Linked DNA regions of Mus musculus: region 1 is linked to region 2. The links are chromatin loops, found by intact Hi-C in ENCODE. Cell type or tissue: heart. All regions are shown on one strand.

Region 1 (4,000 bases), 150 kb before region 2:
TATACTAGCTGGGCAGTGGTGGCACATGCCTTTAACCCCAGCACTTGGGAGGCAGAGGCAGGCGGATTTCTGAGTTTGAGTCCAGCCTGGTCTACAGAGTGAGTTCCAGGACAGCCAGGGCTATACTGAGAAATCCTGTCTCGAAAAACTAAAAACCAAACAAACAAAAAAGCTTATACTACCACTGTCTGGCTTAAACTGCTTTAATATACATTATTAGTTGACAACTTGACAGAATTATTAAATAATCCAGCTTAATAGAAGCTGTTCCTTGGAAAAATCTTACAGGCTTATTTTTTAACACATATCCCTTTCAAAATGTACAAGACAGGCAGGTGACTTCTGTGAATTTAAAATGCGCACTGCCTTCTGCTCACCCTGCCTAGGTGGGAGGCGCTGACTTAATGCATGGGGTGTAAGTGTTGGTTCCAGGGGACAGAGCAGAGAATTCTATACCTTTGTGTCTGCTGTATGTCTCCTTTTCTAAACAATTCTTGTTGTCACCTTCAGTACTCAAGTGGCTGATAATGAGGCACAGAACCAGACTGGCAGACACCGTGCGGTGAAATGAACCAATGTTCACCTATGAACAGCCCTCATCAGGTGATCTCCATTTTCACAAGCCTTTCCCTTTGACTTTCATAAAGCAAGCTTGCAGCCCACGGGCAGTAAGCACAGCAGCCCTGGAGAGCAAGTGCATGGCATGGTGGAGGCTGAGAGTGGCGCCCTGTACCTGTGTGTGTCCGCAGGTGCTTCTTCAGCTGGGACACGTCCATAAACTTTCGGTGGCAGTGGCTGCATTCTGGTAGTGAGTGGCCTTGCCGCAAGGATAAAAAAAGTGTCAGTGCATGCATGCTCTCCCTGCGTCTCTCCAGTGGTTTGTGATAAAGCACTCGCTGAAAGATAACCACTTTACATGCGGCACTCTATCACCTGCTGTGTCACAGCGCAGCCTTCCCCGAGAGCTTCCCCTCACCCTTCTGAAGACCCTCTCTCCAGACACCCGTAGGACTGCTCACCTGCACGTGAAAGGTTTCTCCCCCACTCCCTTCCATTCTTATTAGCTAGCAGGAAGGAGAACAGGAAGGACATTTAGTAGATCAGAAGCCATGGGTAACGCATGTCCTTCCAGGTGACACTAACAACAGCCAATCAACCGAAGCCTCTTGGGCAAGCAGCACTTTTGGATATAGCAGTTCTGTGGTTGTTTTATATTTGGTTCCAAAATTATAGTACAAACATTAAATTGAATCTTATGTAGTGCAGAGTAACGTGACACCCTTTGACCTTTTTTTGGATACAGTCTCAGGCGTCCCAGGCAGGTCTGGACCTTGAGGATGATTTTGAACTTCTAATCCATTTGCTTTTACCTATCAAGTGCCAGGATAACAGATGTGTGTCCCATGCCTAGTTGTATGTGGCACTAGGGACTGAACCCATGGCTTCACTCATCCCTACTAAATGAGCTGCCTCCTTAGCCCGACTGTTTGTTCAAACTCGTTCACTCTGTATGATGAACGTACTGGTTCACAAACACTTTGTATCTGCACTTGCCCTGGCAATGGAATTTTCTCACCTTATTGGTATCGTACCTGTATGGACACGATAATGGCTCTTTAGCTGTCTTTTCTGGCTGAAATATTTTCCACACTGATCACAGGTAAAAGACTTCTGTCCTGCCAAATGGAAAATAAAATTTCAACCATGCCAATAAACTGAAGAGAACTGGGATACTAATAAGGTAAATACCACAATGCCCAGGTTCCCGCTTTCTAGGAGTGATAGATCTGTCTACACACCCAAAAGGTGGCTTGTCAGAATGTGCAGAACGATGCCAGACAGACAGACAACAGGGAGCAGTGGAGACTGGGCTAGGGTTGGAGGTTTCAATGGTCCCAGAGGACTATAAAGAGAATTCTAAACTCTAGCATTTAAGCAAAACATTTACATGCACACTGCATGGCAAGAGCCAGTAATACGGTCTAGCTGAAGGCTGCTGCTGCTCAGAACAGCATATTAGATGCATTTTCCTGTCTTTCAGTGACACCATGTGGTAAATGACACCAAGCTGAGAATACACTATTTAAATGCAAGAAATGCCCACTGCTGGAATGGGAACCTGGTATCCTTCTAATGTAAGCCCCGTTCGCTACCTGAGTGCAGGCTCATGTGCTCCAGCAGGGAGTGCTTGGTGGTCAGCGCCTTGCCGCACACGGTGCAGGTGTATGGCCGCTCCCCCGTGTGCATCCTGGTATGGACCTGCAAGGAGTGCTTCTGAGCAAAGCCCTTCCCACACTCATTACATTTGAAGGGTCGTTCCCCTGCAATCAAACCCAGGAAGCATGACGTGAGCAAGGACCTGTGCATTTTTTTCTCTTCTTCCCAAACTAAAAATATACAATACTGAATCATTTATGTTAAATAAATATTTAGGGCAAACATTCCAAGTCCAGCAGATAGGTGAGCTATCAGCAATAAAAGTCTAGAAAGTGGAATAGATGAAATCAAAGCTGGCAGGCGACAGCTATGAGATGCAACCTAACCTGTAAGACTCGGCCTCTAAAGGTTTCAGAATGGTCCCACTCGTGGAGCGGGTAAAGGACAAGGGACTTAAAGGGAAGGCTGACACCTGCCTATACTCATTTTTCCATTCCACACACCAAGAAGACAAATGTCTCCCCACCAACCACCAAAGGAAGATGGAGACTGTTCTCTGAAGAGAGTAAAAGGGTCTCTGGATTAGGGGTTACCTGGCAGTTGAGTGGCACCCGCCAGGAAGGAAAGTCGGAATCTCTTTGGGGATAAGGAGAACCCTCTTCCTTAGGCCTGGCAGCCAGGCCTAGCATCTCTAGCTAGGAGAGTAGAGGGTATTTCCTGGAAGGAGCCACAGATGCCCGAGGCAGGCATCAGTCACGAGGAAGTCCCTGTCAGTGCCAACACTGCTTCACAGGATGCCTTCATACACAGAGACACCAAGAGCTTCCAGCGCCCTCATCTTGCACACGATTAAGTAAGTGTTATTAGAAAAAAAAAAAAAAAAAACCCACTGCATTTGGGGCTGGAGAGATGGCTCTGCTCTTAGAGAACCCTCGTTGTGCTCCCAGCACCAAGAGGGTGATCCCCAGCCATCTGTAACTCCAGTTCTAGGCCATTTGATACTCCCTTCTGACCTCTCTGGGGACCAGGCATACAGATGGTGTACACACATACATATATACATACATGCAGGCAAACACACATACACATACAATAAAGAAGTCGTTACAGCCAAGGGAAGCCTCTAATGGCGAAGACAGACACCTGGACAGCTAAGGAAAAACAGCTCTGTGTAGAAAACATCAGGGATAAGGGGCAAAGTGGCAGATGTCTGAAATTCCAGCATTTGGGAGGCTCAGACAGGAAGATCATGAGTTCATGGTCAGACTGCCACATAATGAGGTCATGTCTCAAACAGAAACAAAAATTAGATTGGGGTTGGGATTTAGTTCAGGTGTTAAGCACTGTCCAAGGAAGTATAAGGCCCTGGAATGGGGGTTATAGAAAAACTTCAGTTCTTTTTTTTAAAAAAGGTAGAAATAGCAAACCCAGAGGCCGAAAAATACAGTGAAAAGAAAGCAATGACGAACTGCAGGTGAACGTGAGGAAGCTACAAGTCAGGTCGGGAAACTGGGGCAGCAGCAGTTCTGGGCAGGAAGACCAGCGACACAGCAGCAAAACAGTGTGAAGTAGCTGAACGCAGTCTTCTGGAGTGACAGCGTTCTGATGTACCTGATAGATACCAAATGGACCTGAGACTTCCAAAAGGAAGGAAACACGCATTCTAAGGCTGACTGCAAACGTTGAGAATCCAAGAGGGATAGACTGAAGAGTCTAAAGATGTTTCCCTTAATTAAGTTTTATTAAACAATATAATGTTTTAAGTTAGGTACAACTTGGGTAAAAATAGCTAAAATGCAATCTACTATTAGACTCCATTAGTTACAGAATCCCATTAAGAAAT
Region 2 (4,000 bases):
GCAAAAAAAACCTTTTCTGCCTATGTATGCGTGGTGGCCAGCAGAAGCCAGCACCACCCTGCAACGGCACATGTGGCTTCCCACATTAGTTGTCTCTCCAGTGGAAAGTCAATTTCAGTTAACACCTGATTGCAGAGGACCCCTCTGATCTATGCCAGGGACCCTGGCAATGGAAACTGTGAGATAATAAACATTTTAAGATGTTCAATTTGTAGCAATCTGTTCTGCAGCATAGAAAACGAATTCCACTCACAAAGCATACACCTGTGAAGATGTACTGAACAAACAGGTGAGCAAGATGATTATCCAGTAGATGCCTGCCAGTCTTTCTTGGCTCCTCCTAGTTCCTAATGGTTCCTAAATGGAAAAACTATGGTGGCAGGGATGAAGTGGCTAAGACTATGCCATGATTTAGTAAGGTTCCTTCACAGTAGTCGCTACAACCGATGTTCTACATCTCCACAGAGATGAGGCTAAGACTTTGGTATGATACAATCTCTTGAGGAGCAAGAACTCTTATCATTGACAGACTGGCTATACAGGATTCTTCCCACTGTGAGGGACCAGTGACATGGGGGTGGGGGAAGGTGAGTGTGCCTTCCCTATCTGTAGTCTGTAGGCCAGCACAGCTAACAAATGGTTGGGCTGTCTCATTTATCATCACGAAGCTCATATAATATTGCATTAAATCAAAGGATTTTCTTTACAGTAAAGATTGTAAGATGCGTGTGTAAATGTGAGATTTACTTTTTCTACCACACACATCCCAGCTCACTTAGAAGTCACTGGTGTGTTGGACAGACCTCTCAAAGGTCCTGGTACAGCACTTTTTAGTATTGTACGGGATAGAGACAGCCAGTGTACTTCAAAACTAGAAAAATGCTTTGAGCCAAGAAACAGGAGAAGTGGATCTTATCCCCACCACCTTGTGGTTGACCTGGGCAATTGTGATTGATTTGGGAAATTTCTCACAGTTTTAGACTCTGGTGATAGCAGACTGGATTTGTTTGCTAGGAGAGATGGTTGTATCAAGGATCTCAGTCAAGGTTTTTCAAAACTAAAACGATTGTTATCAACTGGTCCCTTTCGGGCCCCACAAGTCCATGAGGAGTTGTACTGGCAGGGGAGGCAGGTTTGGTATGATAGAGTTGGGATTGCAAAGGTAATCTTAAACTCAGGATTCTCTGGGATGTATATTCATGCCATGACACAGGGATGGAAGCAGGGCAAGCAGCTTAGACTCACATTAGTTTTGACCAAGAGTAAGGAAGACCTAGAAATGTTAGAGATGGAGATGAGTGAGCGGTTAGAGACCTGGGGTTTTGCAGCTGACCTCATTAACTTCTCGAGTTACTGTCTTCAGGGACTGGTGATGGGCTGGGCTGGTGTGACCTTGGTGTGGGGACAGTGGGTGTGAGTGGTTACAGGGTGGAGTACAGCAGATCTCTCCTCATGCATGTCAGGCAACTTTTCTAGGTCACTGCTGGACTTTTGGATACCAGCATGTGGGCTCTGTCCATGAACTTCCTCCAGCTGCCACGTCCCCTCTGTTTGAGCTCAGGCAAATTGGAAGTTCCAAGACACCGAGCTCTGCCTAGCAGGCTTCAACCAGTAATACACGGGAGTTGGCGAGTAAACACAACGTCCCTCCCCGCCTGCTCCCCCGAAAGGGAATGGTTCCAAGGTATGTACTCCCCATTTCCCAGTGAGTTTAGCTGACAGAGAAGCTTGTGTGACAATACCCCCTTTTCCAAGAGCCCCTCCCTGCCCAGCTTCTGTTCCTGGGATCACCCTTATAGAAACAACTTGGCACATTTGTTTGTTATCAGTTTGGCTCCTGGGTGATGTAAACTAAGAAAATTCTCAAAGGGAAGTGCTCCATTGTAGTATAAAATAATAATGGAAAACAATATTTGAAAATCAGAACTATTTATTTTTAAAAAGTGACTTTCCTAAACCAAAATGCTCTGCAGATGTTTAGCTTGCATTGGGAAGAGCTGGTTTCCATTGTGAAATGGAAAAGTTAAAAGATGCAGTTCAAGATGGAGATAAGTGGATCTCTGGGGCTTGCTGGCTTAGCCTCTGGCTTACACGCACACGCACGTACCCCCCCACCCCCCCACCAGCATAAAATGCCATAACTGAGACTCCTGCCCTCTTTCTTTCTAGTTTCTCAATAAAAAAGATATATCAAACTGAAACAAAACCAATAATAGATAATAGATAATCATACTCTAAAAACCTTGTAACGTCCTGCCTTGAATCTACAGCAAACTTTAATATCCTCTTCAGCTATTTGTTTGTATTTTAATAATTACCTTTTTCTTTTCAGTATGAGAGCCCTCTAGCGGTGAATTCTGGAATATAGCGAGGGGTCCCTGTGAAACCTAGCACTTCCTGCCTGTGCTACTTTAGCGGCCACTGTTACCCTTTGGGGCAGGCAAGTCTTTAGTCCGCATTTGTGAGATAAATACCTTAGCTAAAAGGAGAACTGGTTTTGAAAAGTCGATTTATGAAGAGATCGTGGTTTAACTTTGCAAGAAAAGCAACTGGTGTGGGGTCCCCGCCGGAAGTGTACTTTCCTGCAACTGATGGCAAAATGCACCCAGAATGTGGACAATTCCCTGCCTCTGCTTACCTGTGGACCGGGGACGCGACAGCAGCTATCTTCTGAGGCTCTACTGAGGCTCTAGGTAGCTGTTAGGCGGTTGCCTTGGAAACCTGTGGGCGGCGTGCAGAGCCTCTTGGAGGGCGGGGCCTCGGGAGGTGGAGCTGTAATTCAAAGTGAATTCTTAAGCCTGTGTTTAAATGTAGTCATAATTATAAAACACCTTTCCCAAAGTGTAGAGGTGACCAACAGAGCGAGTGCATATATTACCTACTTATGCCCAGACAGCAAACGCGAAAACCTTATCTTAACTAGAACTGACTCTTAACAGCAGCGCGCTCGCCCTACACAGCACGGTCCCTTTTAGAATTCAGACCGTTAGCCTCACACATAAAATGTGCAAATACCAAAGGCGCCACATTTATGTAATTAAGAAAGATTTGTGGGCCATACAGCCACAATATTAACTTTATTGACTTTCGTGGAGATAAAATAGGCGACAAAACAGGGGAAAATCACAGGCATCCAGGAGACAGGTTTCGGGAAAATAAAGAGTATATAGGAAGAAACAGACCAATTACAACACGGAGAAACCGCTCCAAAAGGAGAACCCAATCATCTGATTTCTTTTCTTTAAAGGTCAACATAAGTCAGGTTCTTTTTCTTTCTTTCTTTTTTTTTTTTTTGCCTGCCCTTAAGAAAGATGGCACCCTTAGCGTCCGCCCTCAGCAACCCCGTGATCCTGTAGCCCCGCCCCTCCGGTTTGGGCTGGGCTGGTTGGGAGGCGGGGCTGAGGGAATCCGGAAGCAGCCGGCGAGCCCGCTGCTGAACGTTTGGTGTTCTGACACTGTTTTTGTCAGCTGTGTCTGGTGTGCTGGAGGTCTGCGGGGTCTCCTCGCTCTGTCTCCAGGGGGAACCCCGCCGCTGTCACGACCTGGGCCGCGGCCTGGTGCCCTGTGGCGGGGCCGCCATTGGCTGGAGCCATGCCCACGGCCGCTGCCCCCATCATCAGCTCGGTCCAGAAGCTGGTGCTGTATGAGACCAGAGCTGTGAGTACCCACAACGACGGGACGGGGCGGGAGGACTGCGCTGCGGGGATCGGGGCACCCTGTGGGGTCGTCGGGAAGAGGCAGCACCCCGTACTCCCTCCTCTCCTCCCAGCGCCGCTGCAGGCTCGGCCGCCAGGGCCATGCAGTCAAGCACTGGATGGTTTGCAGGTCTGTCTTGCTTAGGAACATGTGGCTGGCTGGAAGAAGTGCGTGCAGACAGGTGCTGTGGCACACAGGAACTGCACACAGCTTCTGAAAGAGTTCCTCTTTTCTGCTTTCCCATAATCTTGAAGTTCTTGAGTCCACTCCTTACAGTAAAGTCAGGGGGTATGAAAAAAAATGT

What was found. Peaks named below come from ENCODE experiments on the same cell type or tissue, not always from the same donor. Only the 100,000 strongest peaks of a DNase experiment are listed, where the experiment ranks them.
Region 1: it touches region 2 in a loop (2.2-fold over the local background); 2 of 42 quality-filtered maps call a loop at or near these places.

Annotation. Positions count from the first base shown.
Region 1 is chr10:41,453,349-41,457,348 of GRCm38, reverse strand. It overlaps Zbtb24 (zinc finger and BTB domain containing 24), which reads right to left. Exons shown (of 7, transcript NM_153398.3): 3 at 2,154-2,321; 4 at 1,593-1,676; 5 at 734-817. Among named protein-coding and RNA genes, the nearest start is that of Zbtb24, 5.0 kb to the right of the region's middle. In heart, a CTCF peak has its summit at 2,047; no DNase peak of the experiment used is centred here.
Region 2 is chr10:41,302,644-41,306,643 of GRCm38, reverse strand. It overlaps Fig4 (FIG4 phosphoinositide 5-phosphatase), which reads left to right and starts at 3,403. Exons shown (of 23, transcript NM_133999.1): 1 at 3,403-3,657. The coding sequence starts at 3,592. It overlaps Ak9 (adenylate kinase 9), which reads right to left and starts at 2,710. Exons shown (of 40, transcript NM_001370813.1): 1 at 2,639-2,710. In heart, CTCF peaks have their summits at 2,371 (motif pointing left) and 3,796; DNase peaks (open chromatin) are centred at 1,483, 2,723 and 3,513; H3K4me3 peaks cover 1,803 bases; H3K27ac peaks cover 1,646 bases.